Linked DNA regions of Homo sapiens: region 2 is linked to region 1. Evidence: read pairs that join two places in POLR2A ChIA-PET (ENCODE). Cell type or tissue: IMR-90. All regions are shown on one strand. Region 1 overlaps PHACTR4 (phosphatase and actin regulator 4). Region 2 overlaps TAF12 (TATA-box binding protein associated factor 12).

Region 1 (2,500 bases):
TTTCCAATAACACATAATTGGAGATAATGTATTATAAATTTGGGAAGAAACAACTGTAAGCTTCTGTTGTTTATTTGCAACTTGGACCATATTTGAGATATATAGGAAAAGCATTAAATATAAATGGCCTAAACACTCCAATTATCCTACCACGTTGGGAGACTGAGGTGGAAGGACCACTTGAACCCAGCAGTTTGAGACCAGCTCAGCTCACTGTAACCTCCACCTCCCGCATTCAAGCCATTCTCCTGCCTCAGCCTCCCAAGTAGCTGGGATTATAGGTGCCTGCCACCATACTCAGCTAATTTTTTTTTGTTGTTGTATTTTTAATAGAGACAGGGTTTCCTCATGTTGGCCAGGCTGGTCTCAACCTCCTGCCCTCAAGTGATCCACCTGTCTCGGCCTCCCAAAGTGTTGGGATTACAGGCATGAGCCACCGCATCTGGCCTCATTTTTCTTTTTCTTTTTCTTTCTTTCTTTTTTTTTTTTTTTTTTTTGAGACAGAGTTTTGCTTTCACCCAGGCTGGAGTGCAGTGATGTGATCTTGGCTCACTGCAACCTCCGCCTCCCAAGTTCAAGATTCTCCTGCCTCAGCCTCCCGAGTAGCTGGGATTATAGGCGTGTACCACCACACCCAGCTAATTTTTGTATTTTTAGTAGAGACGAGGTTTCACCATGTTGGCTAGGCTGGTCTCAAACTCCTGATCTCAGGTGGTCTGCCTGCCTCGGCTTCCCAAAGTGCTGGGATTACAGGCATGAGTCACCATGCCTGGCCCCTAATTCATTTTTCTTCAACAAAGAAGCAGCCTATAGCCAGAAAATGTCTGCCTCTGTCTCTTTTAACCTCCATGAGGTTTCCAGATAATAATCTGGTATTGGGTTTAACACACCTGACTGACCTTAGGACCCTAGGCTGACCTGGAGAGATTTTTTAAAACAGATTCTGAAAGTCCTACCTCCTGGAGATTCTGTATTTTGAAAAGGCAATTGGGCTGATTCCAAGTATTTGGACAGATTTCGGAGTCTTGGAAATAATGTACTGTTTGTCCTGGAGAGTAGGAAAAAGAGGGGAAGGAAGGAGGGAGAATATGAGGATATGAATATGTATGTGTGAATTTGAGATAACTGAGTCAGGGCCAGGTGTGGCTCTACCCCAACACAGGAGGTAAGAGGAAAGAAGGACATCTGCCTCTAAAAGTTTTGTAAAAGTGAAAATCAAGCACATTTGCATGAGAAGCAAAGAAAATGTTGCTCTGTTTTTTGTATTCAGTGGCTTTATTTTTTTTATACATATTTTGCTTATGTATCAACTATTTTTTTTTTGAGACAAGGTCCCTGTATTAAGCCATTCTTGCATTGCTATAAAGAGATCCCTGGGACTGGATAATTTATAAAGAAAAGAGCTTTATTTGACTCGTGGTTCTGTAGGCTGTACAGGAAACATAATGCTTGCAACTGCCCTGCTTCTGGGGAGGTCTCAGGAAACTTACAATCATGAATCATGACAGAAAACCAACCAGGAATAAGCATGTCACGTGACCAGAGCAGGAACAAGAGAGCAAAGAGGGAGATGCCACATACTTTTAAACGACCAGATCTCACGAGAACTCACTCACTATTGCTAAGGCAGCACCATATGGATGGTGCTAAACTATTCATGAGAAATCCACCCCCATGATCCAGTCACCTCCAACCAGGCCCCACTTCCAGTACTGAAGATTACAATTCAACCTGAGATTTGAGCGGGACACATATCTAAACTATATCAGTATGGCTCTGTCGCCCAGGCTGGAGTGCAGTGGCACGATCACAGCTCATTGCAGCCTGGACCTGCTGAGCTCAAGCGATCTTCCCACCTCAGCCTCGCAAGTAGCTGGGACTAGGCACATGGCACCCTGCCCAACTAATTTTTTTTTTTTTTTAAGAGACAGGGTTTCTTCATGTTCCCCAGGCTGGTCTTTCTTTACCTAAAAAAGAAGAGAAGCCAGATGCTGTAGCCAGTGTCTGTAATCTGAGACATTCTCATAATTTCAACTATTTGCCTGTAATCTCAGCTACTCAGGAGGCTGAGGCAGAGGATTGCTTGAGTCCTGGAGTTGAAGGCTCAGTGAGCTGTGATTGTGCCACTGCACTCCATGCTGGGCAACAGAACGAAACCCTGTCTCTAAAATAACTAGATAAATAGATAGAGAGACAGATAGATAGATAGATAGATAGATAGATAGATAATCAGATTCTAGTGTATTTCATGTAAAGTGTTAAAGTAATTGAGACCCAGAATGTCCTTGTATAAGTCATGCAACTAGGAAGAGTCACTGTCCTCTTGTCATTTCCATCTTTTGCACTTTAGTAATGAGGATGCTATTTTGCCTAAGTCTTCTGGGCATAGCAAACTAATGCATCAGTAGTCACCATTGCATTTACTGTGATAATTACGATTGTATAAATCTAACCTTTATTGAAAAACTTCCCTAAACCTCCATCAATCAAGTGAAAAAAA
Region 2 (2,500 bases), 170 kb after region 1:
ACTTGAATCTGTGTCTCCTGAATTGGGAGTCCTCAAATTTGGCCCAAATAAACTCTCTACTTATATTAAAACAAACAAAAAAAGTTAGAAATCCAAAAGAGGGAAAAGACCTTTTCGGCTAAGAGAAAAAAGCAGCATCTGAGATGGACATCTCTTAAAGTATTACAGATTGAAATAATAGGTAAGAAGTGGCTACAGAGAAGAAAGAGTAAGAGGATGATACCTGATTGTTTTCAGGGCTAAGACGACCTCCTGCCCCAGGAGTGCCTGGTATCTTTACCACTGCAGTACTATTGGCCATGGAGCCTTGTGGAGGGGTGCTGGCTGGTTCCGGTTTTATGGATGAGAAATTGGAGAGGTTGATTAGGGCTGAGGGGCCAAACTGGTTCATAATCTGCCGAGCTTTGGACTTCAGCTCATAGAGCTTATCGAGATCCTGTTTCTTTTTGGAGCTGTGAGGACCAAGGCCAATTAACTGGAGAAGAAAAGCACAAGAATTAGCTCTAGAAGAACCTGTAATAAAGGATGAATCTTGAGAGTAAAAAGAGGCCTGGTGCAATGGCTCACAACTGTAATCCCAGCACTTTGGGAGGCCCAGGTGGTAGCATCACTTGAGCCCAGTAGTTCAAGACCAGCTTGGGCAACATAGCGAGACCTAGTCTCTACCAAGAAAAAAAAAAAAAAAAAAAAGTAAGTAAAATGAGGTCTGTTAGACTTTGAGGGTTCTTCAGTATATATGGAATGGTGACCATTTAATATCCACAGGTTAAAAATTGAGGGAATGAAGAATGTTTATTACTCTCAGCTGATATTTAGAAACCATCTCATTTCCAAATATTAAGTGAAATAGTCCACAAAATTTAAACAAGGAAGCAAGTAAATGAAATGAAGAATCTTATGTACAAAAATAAACTAGGGCCGCGTGCAGTAGCTCATGTCTGTAATCCCAGCATGTTGGGTGCCTGAAGTGGAAGGACCACTTGAGACAGGAGTTCAAGACCAGCCTGGGGAACATGGGGAAGCCCTATCTCTGTAAAAATTTAGCTGGGGCTGGGTGTGGTGGCTCAGGTCTGTAATCCCAGCACTTTGGGAGGCCAAGGCGGGTAGATCACCTGAGGTCAGGAGTTCGAGAGGAGCCTGACCAACATGGTGAAACCCCATCTCTACTAAAAATACAAAAAAATTGGCTAGGCGTAGTGGCACATGCCTATAATCCCTCCCAGCTACTGGGGAGACTGAGGCAGGACAATCACTTGAACACAGGAGACAGAGCTTGCAGTGAGCCGAGATCACGCCACTGTACTCCAGCCTGGGCAACAGAGTGAGACTCGCCCCCACCGCCCCACAAAAAAAAAAACAAAACACAAAAAACACTTAGCTGGACATGGTAGCATGTGGTCCTAGCTACTCAGGAGGCTAAGGCAGGAGGATTGCCTGAGCCCAAGAAGTTGAGGCTGCAATAAGCCATGATCACACCACTACTGCATTCCAGCCTAGGTGACAGAGTGAGACACTATCTAAAAATAAAATGAAATAAAAATAAACTAGAGGCTGGGCACAGTGGCTCATGCCTGTAATCCCAGCACTTTGGGAGGCCGAGGTGGGTGGATCACCTGAGGTCAGGAGTTTGAGACTAGCCTGACCAACATGGAGAAACCCCAACTCTACTAAAAACACAAAATTAGCCGGGCGTGGTGACACACGCCTGTAATCCCAGCTACTTGGGAGGCTAAGGCAGAAGAATTGCTTGAACTCGGGATGCAGAGGTTGACGAAACTCCATCTCAAATAATAATAAAAATAAATAAATAAATAAATAAATAAACTAGAATAAGCAAGACATTTTTGAGAACTTTGTAAAAATAGTTAAGTACTACATGCATTATTTTTAAAGTATCAAATAATGTTAAATTCAAATAAGTCATAGCACAATCACATCCTTTAAAAAAATCAGTCACAAAGCTTAAGAATACAGACTAGTTCATTCTGGCATTTCAAACATGCTTAAGTCTATGTCAGGGCTATGCCCAATAAACATAACTTTTAGCAGCTGTTAAAAGTAAACTCCTCTTTATCAAGAGCAATTTTTCTCTGAGTGTTAGCAATCTAAGTACATGCAGAGACCCTAGTCTGGAGCAGCTGAGACTCCTGAATCTTAGAGTCATGAGGCTGACTCTGTGGACGTCAGCTTGGGTGTCATCACGATCAGAAGCACATTCACCAAGTTCTGCTCACAGTAGCCTCAAACTTACTTACAGCTATCTGAGTGTCTAGATCTTTAATTACATCAGCAACAGCTGTGAGCCCGGTGAAATGAGAGGCAGCCATTTTCAAAAGCTACCTGTAAATGAACAACTGGCATCAAGCACCATCCTTGCCATGGAACCATTTTAGTTGAATGGCCTGGTACATCTTCACCAACCAGGATCCAAGCAAACTGGATGTGGAGAAATATATCTCCTTTTCCTTAGTGGGAGCCAAGACAAACATCTCCATCTCTT

Evidence for each region. Peaks named below come from ENCODE experiments on the same cell type or tissue, not always from the same donor. Only the 100,000 strongest peaks of a DNase experiment are listed, where the experiment ranks them.
Region 2: POLR2A ChIA-PET joins it to region 1 with 5 read pairs; 3 of 35 experiments call an interaction of 5 or more read pairs at or near these places.

Annotation. Positions count from the first base shown.
Region 1 is chr1:28,454,722-28,457,221 of GRCh38, forward strand. The region is part of intron 2 of PHACTR4 (phosphatase and actin regulator 4); the gene reads left to right. Among named protein-coding and RNA genes, the nearest start is that of SNHG3, 50 kb to the right of the region's middle. In IMR-90, no CTCF peak of the experiment used is centred here; a DNase peak (open chromatin) is centred at 1,520; H3K27ac peaks cover 287 bases.
Region 2 is chr1:28,621,691-28,624,190 of GRCh38, forward strand. It overlaps TAF12 (TATA-box binding protein associated factor 12), which reads right to left. Exons shown (of 6, transcript NM_005644.4): 2 at 224-475. The coding sequence starts at 391. Among named protein-coding and RNA genes, the nearest start is that of TAF12, 20 kb to the right of the region's middle. In IMR-90, no CTCF peak of the experiment used is centred here; no DNase peak of the experiment used is centred here.